Regions from separate parts of the Homo sapiens genome. Here region 1 is linked to region 2. The links are chromatin loops, found by intact Hi-C in ENCODE. Cell type or tissue: Calu3. All regions are shown on one strand. Each heading gives the region's core, and the rest is flanking DNA. Links, peaks and the distances in the headings are about the cores only. Region 1 overlaps LYPD6B (LY6/PLAUR domain containing 6B). Region 2 overlaps LYPD6B (LY6/PLAUR domain containing 6B).

The links. A loop is a pair of places that touch in the nucleus more often than their neighbours do. Peaks named below come from ENCODE experiments on the same cell type or tissue, not always from the same donor. Only the 100,000 strongest peaks of a DNase experiment are listed, where the experiment ranks them.
Region 1: a loop joins it to region 2, with 2.0 times the contacts of the local background. A loop is called at or near these places in 1 of 110 quality-filtered maps.

The regions. Positions count from the first base shown.
Region 1 is chr2:149,100,003-149,105,384 of GRCh38, forward strand. All of the region lies in intron 1 of LYPD6B (LY6/PLAUR domain containing 6B), which reads left to right. Among named protein-coding and RNA genes, the nearest start is that of LYPD6B, 64 kb to the left of the region's middle. In Calu3, for the core only: no CTCF peak of the experiment used is centred there; no DNase peak of the experiment used is centred there.
Region 2 is chr2:149,166,540-149,171,921 of GRCh38, forward strand. All of the region lies in intron 3 of LYPD6B (LY6/PLAUR domain containing 6B), which reads left to right. Among named protein-coding and RNA genes, the nearest start is that of LYPD6B, 130 kb to the left of the region's middle. In Calu3, for the core only: no CTCF peak of the experiment used is centred there; a DNase peak (open chromatin) is centred at 3,312.

The DNA.
Region 1 (5,382 bases), core at 93-5,092, 67 kb before region 2:
TTTGTCCTCATCATGTTCAGTTTCATGTTTTTGTTCTAAAGAGAACATTTATACCAACTTATTTCCTCTTAGGAAAAGATTGATTTTTGATGCTGGCCAGGGGCAGCTGGGGAGAGATGGGCTGTGGTAGAGTACATGATGGTCTAAACTGGGTCATCCTGTATTTTCAAGTTATCATCGAACATAGCCCCTTGTCTTTTGGTCCCAGGTGTAACCCCAGAATCCTTCTTAACTCAGTGTTCAAAGCAGTCACTCCTCATCACTTGGCATTGGCTCATGAACTGATGCCGGTTTGACACTTTTGGTTTGGGAGGATTATTTTTTCTCCTTCCTTCTTTCAAAATTAGTATTCAAAAGCAGCCCCTTTTGGATCTTCTAAAAGCATAAGTTAGGTTGGTATCCTTTGGCTTTGACAAAAAAAAAAAAAAAAAAAAAAAAAGCCCGGGCTGGAGTCAGAAGGGTCCATTTGTCTCTGGGTATGGGGCATTGTTTTAGTAGGGATTGGCACAGAGGACCTTTGCTTTTATCCTCTGGATCCCCTTGCCCTGTCACCAATGGGTATGGGTCCTAAGACTGAGTAGAGGACCTTTTAGATTTACCTTCAAAGAGGGTTAACTAGTCAATGCTCCTGTGCTTGGACAAGGTTAGTTCCTTCTCATCAATCCCTTCAACTCCCACTGGTCTTTATGAACCAAGTCTGTCTTATTTATGTGGACTTGTTAAGTTGGTGGCTTTATGTAAGCTATTGTAAAAGGCTAAACAAATTCACCTTTGAACTTATGTTTTAGAATCCTCTTTTAAAAATTATCATGCAGGCTGAGCTGTGAGTGACCTAGAATTCAAAGTGTAAGAAGCAAAACAAATTTTTAAAAATCTGCTTCCTGTCTGTGCTAATATAACCCAGCCCCTCCTGCCGTCAGCTGTCTGTGGCATTTTTAATCCACCTCTTGTTGCTGGAACCAACCCTTGTCAATGTTCTAATCTTGCAGGTCAGAGCTGTGTCTTCAGACAGTCAGAATGCGTTTACTTAAACAATAGACCCTCTTGTTGTCAGTTCTGCTGCTTTCAATAATTTACCTTGACTCGATGTTCACCAGTGTGTGCCTTCGGCAAAAGAGGCATACCTCCAAATTCAGCTGATTACTCAGCTATTCAATATCAGCGCGACTGAAGGGAACCTAGCCATCTCCATGAAGGGGTGCTTCTCCGCCAGAGCCAGTCTCCAATGTAGCAGGTGACAAGGCGAGCAGGAATGAGCCCAAACCAGGGAACATCTGGAACCCTCAAGGGAACTGCGAATGCTTCGTTTTTCTCCAGTAGAATCCCCTTCTGCATCCCTGTATTGAGCAACTGCACTCACCAAAGGCAGAAAATAGAAAGGAATTGGGGTGGGACATCACAGCCCTAAAAAGCCCTAAAAGACACTGAATTATGAATTTATAGTAACTAGTGAAAATGCTGCGGCTTAAGTAATGCTTGGCAAACCATCATGTATAGTTGTGTCTATTGATCACTGCCCAAGGGCACCAGCCAAGAGCTGAAGGGGGGCCAAGATCCACCTCATGTGCTGTCTGGCAGAAGGCTATGTTGGCCTGGAGCAAGGGAGGCCCTTTCAAATACTCCCACAGGCACCGTCCTCTCTCCAAACCTTGAACACAGCAGGGCTCATCTGCCCAGAGTGGGCACTTTTTTCATTTGGACAAAGGTGCCATATGGGCTAGTGGGGCCCTGATGCTTACAACCAGGTCCTCAGAGTAGGTCAGACTTTTATGTGAACTCTGAATGCATCTTGGCCTCAAGGCTCAGAAAGACAGGCTCTCAATGAGATATCAGAGGCAGGAACTCTGATGGCTTGAGATGATTTCAGGTGGTGCCCACTCAGCACATGTAACCAGTTACTCTCTTTTTAAAACTCTTTCAGTCCCATTCATTAGTTAAGAAGAAAGTAAAGTACCCCTTTGTTAAAAAGGGATATCAGCAAGCGGTAGAGATACCTTAATTAGACATACCAGCCACAAAGAGAGAGCTGCACGTAGACCCAGAGGCTTCTGGGAAATTCCATAGGCATTTACTCACAGCTTTAATGTTCATTGTATTTCTTTTTAGAATTACCTTCTCCCTTTACCAAGGGCTACTGGCTTCCTATTTAAAGAAGTAAAGGCACATTGAAAAGATAAATTAATATATAAAATGAATGAATCACTTTAAAAAAGTAGTTCATAAATAATAATGATGGGCCACCTTCATTGTTTTAATCAAATCCAAGTTACTACTGGCACAGCTGAATTTAGGAAACAGTGAGTTAGTATAAAGAGACACAGTGAGACGGAACTATTGAGAGTGAGGAAGAGAGGCCTCCACAGTAATACAGGATTCTGACAACTTCTGCTAAGAAGCAAATAAAAGGGAACATTTGTACTGTTGTTGGAGGGATTTGGGGTTCAGATGCACAAATATGCCTGTGTGTCTGTTGTTTGTATGCTTGTTCCATAAGCAAAAGCTGAGGAATCAATTGGGGGATTTTGAATTCCTGAGGGTGGGACCAGAAGATGTAGGAGGGAGGGCAGCTATTTGGAAGTCAAGTGATTGGCCCCATATTTTTTCTGCAAGGAAGAGTTTGTTTTTTTGTTTTTGTTTTTTGTTTTGAGACAGAGTCTCTTTCTGTCACCCAGGCTGGAATGTAGTGGTACGATCTCAGCTCACTGCAACCTCCACCTCCTGGGTTGAAGCGATTCTCCTGTCTCAGCCTCCCAAGTCACTGGGATTAAAGGTGCCCGCCACCATACCTGGCTTATTTTTGTATTTGTTTTGTAGAGACAGGGTTTTGCCATGTTGGCCAGGCTGGTCTCAAACTCCTGACCTCAAGTTATCCACCCGCCTTGGCCTCCAAAACCCACCATGCCCAGCCAAGGAAGAAATTTCCAGAAAGGGAACACATCTATTAATACTTGACTCAGGGTCCTTTTATATGTCCCTCTGTGTCCGTGTCCTTCACTGTCTCTCAGTCTTCCCACACATGAATATACTTCTATGTACACATACACCACCCAGTCCACCTGTGGTTCAAATCTGCTGTCTCCCTTGAACTGTTTCCTGCAGAAGTCATGCTGTATCATGACAGGCATGACAAAGGGAACTCAAGGCATTGTTTTCAGTCCTCTTTAGATGAAATAACACATTCAGCAGTTGGCACAAACATGGTGGAGATGAGTGCAGTGACAGCGTTGCATGGTATCTAGTGGCAACGTTAACTTATGTTTACATGAAGAAGAAAAGTGTCCTCTGATATAATCTCAGAAAACTGCTGCCACAGGCTTTTGAAACAATTAGTTTAGACTATTTCACAGAACATTAAGCTTAACAATGTCAGTCTGTTCCTAAATGCTGTTCAAGAAAATTTTTGCAATGAGGCCAAAATTTAGGTTGGCAAAGGGCACCGTCAAATAGGCAATCTCATCTGATTATTTATAAACAGCTTTTTTGAGATACAATTGACCTACAATAAACTGTACATATTTAAAGTGTACAGTTTGCTAAGTTTGGACATATGTAGTATAGATCTGTGAAATTATCACCTCAATCAAGATAATGAACACATTCATCACCCCCAAATGTTTTCTCTTGCCCCTTGGAAATCTCTACCTCCCACCCATCTCTGCCTGCCCTGTTGCCCAGGCAGGGAAGTACTTTCTGCCAGTATAATTTGCATTTTGTCTGGCTTCTTTCACTCAGCATCATTTTTGTGATGTTCATACACGTTGTGCATATCTTTTTTTTTTTTTTTTTTTTTTTGAGACGGAATCTTTCTCTCTTGCCCAGGCTGGAGTGCAGTGGCATGATCTCAGATCACCGCAACTTCTGGCTCCCGGGTGCAAGCAATTCTCCTGCCTCAGCCTCCTAAGTAGCTGGTATTACAGGCTCATGCTGCCACACCCAGCTAATTTTTTATATTTTTGTTAGAGATGGGGTTTCACCATGTTGGTCAGGCTGGTCTCAAACTCCTGACCTCAAGTAATCTGTCCACTTCGGCCTCCCAAATTGCTGGGATTACAGGTGTGAGCCACCGCACCTGGCCATGTATATCATTATTTTTACTGCTGAATAACTATCCATTGTATCGTTATGCCCACAATCTGTTTATCCATTTGCCTGTTGATGGACATTTGGGTTGGCTTTAGTTTTGAGCTATTACAAAGAAAGCTTGTATGAACATTTGTGTACAGATCTTTGTATGGATATATGTTTTCTTTTCTGTTGGGTAAACAGCTAGGAGTGCAATGGCTGGAACATTTGGTAGTTGTGTAGACAGTGTTTTTCAAACACTGATATGATTTCATGTTCCCATAAGCAATGTATGAGAGTTCTAGTTACTCTGCATCCTCACCAACACCCAGTATGTTAGCTATTTTATCTTGTGGGTTTAAGAGATAAAATGGCTAACATACCGTGTGTTGGTAAGGTTGCATCTCCCAACTGAGTAATGATGTTAATCATTCTTTATGTGTTATTCATCATTTATATACCATTTCCTTTGGTGAGGTGTCTGCCCATTTAAAAATTTGGATTGTTTTCTCATTATTTGTTTTGAGCATTCTTATATATTCTGTATGCAAATTCTCTATCAGATAGATACTTTGCAAATCTTTTATTATAATCTGTGGCTTGTCTTTTTATTCTCTTAACAATGTCTTTCAAAGAAGTGAATAATTAAATATTGATGAAATTTATCAAAATTTTTACTGGATCTTGCTTTTAGTGTTATATGTAAGAAATCTTTGCCTAACCCAAAGTCATAAAGATTTTCTCCTATATTTTCTTCCAGAAGTTTTATAATTTCAGGTTTTACTTTTGTGTCTATGATCCATATTCACTTATTGTTTTTCTTAGTTGGAATTTAATTAAGAAAGTTTAAAATTTATAATTGACACATAATTATGCATATTTATGGGGTACGATGTGATGTTTCAATGCATGTATATATAGTGTAAAGATCAAATTGGGATAATTATCATATCCATAACTTTAAACAATTATCATTCCTCTGAATGGTTCAACTTTTTGTGAATATACATCCAATTGCTCCAGCACCATTGCTGAAAAGTCTATCCTTTTCTCCATTGAATGGCCATTGCACATTTGTCAAGAATCAGTCATTTGTATATTTGTTAATATATGTCTATTTCTTGACCCTATTCTGTTCCATGGACCCATGTGCCACCCTTGTCTTGATTACTGCAGCTATGTGATAAGTCTTAAAATCAAGTGGTTGATTTGGCTATTCTGGGTCCTTTTGCATTTTGATATGGATTTTGGAATAAGAATCAGCCTGTTGCTTTCTACAAAATAAAAAGCTCACTGGGATTTTGATTGTATGGTGTATAT
Region 2 (5,382 bases), core at 262-5,261:
GTGGGGGAGAGACTGCCAATCTAAGGCTTAAGGGAAGTCACTCTGGCTGTCTAGCATCTTATCTCCCTTAAATCCCATCCTTGTCTCTTGACTCTACAACTGGCCTCCTTCTGACACCCTCATCGTCTTATGTGGGCTCAGGTTGGCATCAATGTCTGTTGCATTGCTACCGAGAGTGTTTGCTACAACTTTGCACTCATGAGAATTTGCATGTTCACCCTAATATGGACTCCAGCTAGAATCTGAGCTGGAAAATGGGCAATCTGGACATGCATGGTCCCACCAGAGAGGAGAGATCACAGGATGGGGACTAGGGAGACCCAAGCTGCAGACTGCCCCGCCCCTTCCATCATTGCTCACCTTCCCACACCAAAAACTTCTCAGGACAGCTTTCTTGCTTGTCAACCACGACATCCTAGGGTTATTTTCCCCATACCAGTGGAAACCCTGTTACCTTCATAATCTTTTCCTTCAACTAATCTTGAAGAGTTTATAATCCTCTTCTGCATTAAGTGTTTTTTTTTTTTCTCTTGTGGATGCTCACTTTCCTCGTTTCTTATTCAAACCAGCTGGGACAGTTTATCCCCTAGCATAGAAATGAAAACCTGACAGGCAGGTCTCTGCAGTCGAGATTGGGCTGGTTCTCTCTCCAAACAGTATTTTACTGTTGGCTGCTGCAGTTGAATAGCTCAGCCTGCCATTATGACAGAATGGCCCAGGACAGACTACAGGCAGGAAGCGTCTTTTGTTTCAGGGGGCTTTGGAGCTGTTTTTTCCCTGCCATAAACTTAATTGCTTTCTGTGATATATCTGGCAAACCTACCACTGTCCTTTTTGCTGCCTCCTGCTTGGTCAATCAGGACTACCAAAGCCTGCAGCTTTGCTTTTTAGGAGGTTTGGTTGATTAACATGAGTTTGCCTTTGGCTTTTGCTAACATTGCCTTTTTTGGGGCACTAGTGGTGCCCAGGAGAAGGATGTGAGTGTGGTACGTGTGTGGGGAGGTATAGATGAGAGACAGCTGGGTCTTCTGGGACAGTGGGGGAGCAGGCTCAGAAAATTGTGGTTCACCACAGGGTCCTCACGTGCATGAGTAAGTCATCCTCCTTCCTGAAAGGGAGGTTTTATTCACCTTATCACCATAGAGGATGTTTCAGATGTGGCAATTCCTTTAAGTCACTGCAATTTTGACTCACCCTAGGATTTCTGGGTTTAATTGCTCCCCTTTCTTGTTGGTTTTATGACCAGTGTTGCAGGAAAGACAATACTTGAAAGTCTGTGGAAGCCCCTTCTTTTTATATTTTTCTTTGCAGTGACGATGATTGCTTAACAATAATAAACATAGAGGTTTTTTTATGTTTTTTGTTTTTGTTTTTGTTTTTTTAAAAAGACCTTTGGGCCAGGTGTGGTGGCTCATGCCTGTAAACTTTGGAAGGCCTTGGCAAGTGGATCACTTGAGGTCAGGAGTTCAAGACCAGCATGGCAAACATGTCAAAACCCAATCTCTACAAGAAATACAAAAATTAGCCAGACGCAGGGGCATTTGCCTGTAGTCTCAGCTACTCAGGAGGCTGAGGCAGGAGAGTTGCTAGAACGGGGGAGGCGGAGTTTGCAGTGAGCCAAGAGATTGCACCACTGCACTGTAGCCTGGGCAACAGAGTGAGGCTCTGTCTCAAAAAAAAAAAAAAAAAAAAAAAAGAACCTTGCTCTAGGCTGGTTCCTGGTGAGGAAGAGGAGCTGGGGATGGTGCTTTCAATGGTTAAAGGCATATTTACACATTTGCACATGTGCCCGTCAGGTTCCAGTCCACAGTAGCAGCCACTTTAGCAACGTTCTCATAATCCTCAGTGGCACCTTCTTTAAAGCTTGTTATCAACAATCCAACCAAAGCATCACATTCCAAATTTAACTTTAACCTGCCCTTGAAATTTCATCCTTAGAAAGTCTTTCTAGAATGGAGATGAAAACCTCTTCTGTGTCTAAATACGACAAGCCCATGCCTGATTTGCCTGTTCTCACCATGGTCATTTCCATATTTAAGCTGTGAATATTGAGTTCTGTCTGCTATCAGCTGTGGCTCCCCATGCCTGTTCTCTGAATGTAGGTCTTGCTAGAACAAAAAGGGTAAAGGTTGTTATTCCTGGATGGCAGATCTATGTAACCACCAGTGTGGTGCCACCAGATAGACAATGAATGAATGTGTTTGGACAATAATATAACCTGCAGCACACACTCTGATCATAGGGGCCTAGCTTCTCTTTTGCATTAAGCCTCAGGTATTCTTTGATCAAGTGTGTGGTCAAGTCTTTGTAAGTTTACTTTGGGGCCTTAGCAGTATACCCAAACAGATTGTTGCCAAAATCACACATGGTATGAGCCTATTTAGGTATTATCTAACAGAACTCTAATGGGCAACAATTATGTAGACAGTTACTTGTCATCTATTAAATCAGTGTATTTTCTATAGGTTTTTAAATAGTGCTTCATTTGTAATTAAACTGTATTTTAACATATCCCCTCAAAAAGGGTAAATTTGAGTAATGCACTATGGAAATGGTAAGGAGATTCAGATTAATTAGGAAATGATTAATTCAGATTAATTAGGAAATACCCTAATTCATGCATGGACCCGCTCTTGGGGGTCTAGGTGAGAGACCTAGCTGTCTCTCACCTGTCCATCTTCAACACACACATCACACTCATGTCCTTCTCTTGGACATGTCTCTTCCCCAAAACAGGCAATGTTAGCAAAAGCCAAAGGCAAACTCATGTTAATTAACTAAACCTACTAAAAAGCAAAGCTGGCAGGCATTTGTAGTCCTGATTGACTAAACAGGAGGAAGTGTTACTCTGGTAGTCTGATTGGAGCATGACTTTGAAGGGGATAAGGTTCTCAATTGTCAAGTCTTTAAACTGGACTGCCATTTTAGAGGCTTTTACTGTTCCTTGTCAACATATGTGTTTGGCTTGTTTCAAAAAGACACTGCATTAGTTGTATACAAGGGATTCCTAAAATAACCAAGGGAGTGACCTAAGAGAGACAACCAGCTAGTGTTCCCATAGGATTTTTCTCCTGAAACTGAAGTTACAAATCTCTTCTCTTCCATTTTTCACCTATCAGTCGATCCCTGTTATCACCAGAGGCCAGATGGATAGTTCTGGGGATTGTCTTCCTTGAGTTGTGAGCTGAAATGCAGACTTTAAATACAGGGTTTTAAGATGTTAGGGAGGAAAGCGACATTGATTTATTTGTTCTGTTCCCTGCCAGCCTGAGAAACCTGTCCCGCCAGGTAATGAACAACTGTTCTTATCCTAACTAGCAACTTCAAGAGAACGATTACTCATCCCATCATTACCACTCCCCCTGAGTCATCCAGGCTGGTACATTTTGGTTTCCACTGAATAAAAATCTCCAGGCAATGGGAGTCTAGGGCCAAGGTTTCTGTTTAGTAATATGAATTATATAAATGTGCCTTGGACATGGAAGCTGTGGATCCTTCTGGAAAGATATTTCATAGGCCCAGGTCTTCAGCCATGTCTCTATTTGAAAAATTGTATTGGTCAGTATTGCCAAAAGTGGCCATCTTAATGGTCAGTACAGAATGATACAGCTAATCTGGTTGATCACAAGGGCAAAGATACAGCTATGAAAATGGATAGTTATTTGCCTGTACCTCTTGCTTGTAATTTCATAGTCATGTTGCATGTTAACCACTCAGTATTCATGGGGGATTTTAGTAAACCTTTTTTCAGGCCTTGTTCTTGTGACAGTGCTGAGAGGGCTTTCACACTTGACATATGCCATCATAGATGAGGACTATTGAAAGGCAGCTGGAGTCATTTCCATTTTACAAATACCATCTGTCTTCTATCACGTCACTGTTCTCTGTGCTATATTCTGTTCTCTGTGCTATGTCCTGTTGTGCCTGATTTGGGAGACAAATGTGAGACTGGATTGTCCTGGATTAAATTTGGATGTATGGGTAGTTATAGAAATCAATATTGATAGGCATGTGTGTTCAGTTCATTTCAAGGTTTAGTTTATTTCAAAAGTCTTAATATTTATATTTATTACAGATCTAGAGACACATAGCTTTGAGTAGGAGCTGTATTTTGAAACATTATGGTTTATGGGAAAACCTGGCATGTAGAAAATCAAAAGAAAGTACTCAAGGCAGAATGCTGAATGTAAGTTTGTGGGTTAATAGAAAATCCTACCTTTTTTCTACAAATTCCCAACTAATCCTTCCTAGGTTTAAATAAAACCAACAGTCACTATTCTAACAGCTATTCTGTCACCTTTCTTTGTCTTCAGGCACTTGAAATACATCATTAAACAACACAGAATTAATCCCAGGCCCTTTAGACTTTATACAGAGCTTCTTGGGGCAGGAACTTTATCTTCTTCATCTTGAATCCTGAGAACTAAGAAAAATAAATGTTTTATAAGCAGGCATGTATGAAATAATTAGTAGCTGTGAAAATAAAACAAGTGGTGATCCTGAAGCCCTGGCAGTTTGACAGCATGTCCTGTCGGGTCAGTGTGAGATAGGACCTGGTTGCAGGTGGGAGCAGCCACTCTGGGACTCTCAGATAAGGCCTGAATGGAAAGGCAATAATGTGTGCCCGGGAGCAGATTGACTTTACCATTGCCTGCGATTCCTGTGTGAAATAGGAAGGCTCAACCCAGGCAAATGCTAAGGAAGCAACACCAAGTCTTTTATTACTGTCCACAACATTTATAGCCAAGTCCTATTCCATGCCCTTCTCCTTGAGGCATTCTGACAGTCATTTTAATGATTTATTTTCTTTTTCATTATCAAAAAACAAATAACATATTTTATTACCTTTTGTGTAGACTTGATGTCTTTCTCTTCATTTCATCAGTATCTGGGTCTGCAAAATTCCCCTTCCCTTTCAATTTTTATAACTCAAGGATAGGAATTCTGTTTTTCTCATTCCTTACGTGAGAGCTCTTTTTTGAAGTCTGATTTTTTTTTTTTGATCCTATATCCCCAGCCTATTTTCTTGTTGTTACTTTATATCTGTGAGTGGGATAGGTGGAGAGGAAAGGAGTATATGGAAAGGGGGACTCAAGAAAGGCCACATCTTTACAATAACATATGGATGGCAGGGAAAGGTTTTGAATAAGAAAAACATTTTTTCAATGCTCTTCTCCACTATTTAAAGATGTAAGAACATTGGCGCTATGCTGCTGAAGATGTTCTGTTGGTTTAGGGAGAAAACACTCTACTACTGAAATTTGCTCTGTGATTTCTTTCCTAGGATCTACAATAAAAACCAATGATCTATGTGAGAGCCCATGGCATTGTGATTCCCCTCCATCCTGAATTGCATGTCTTCAATTCAAGCACCCTGCTTTG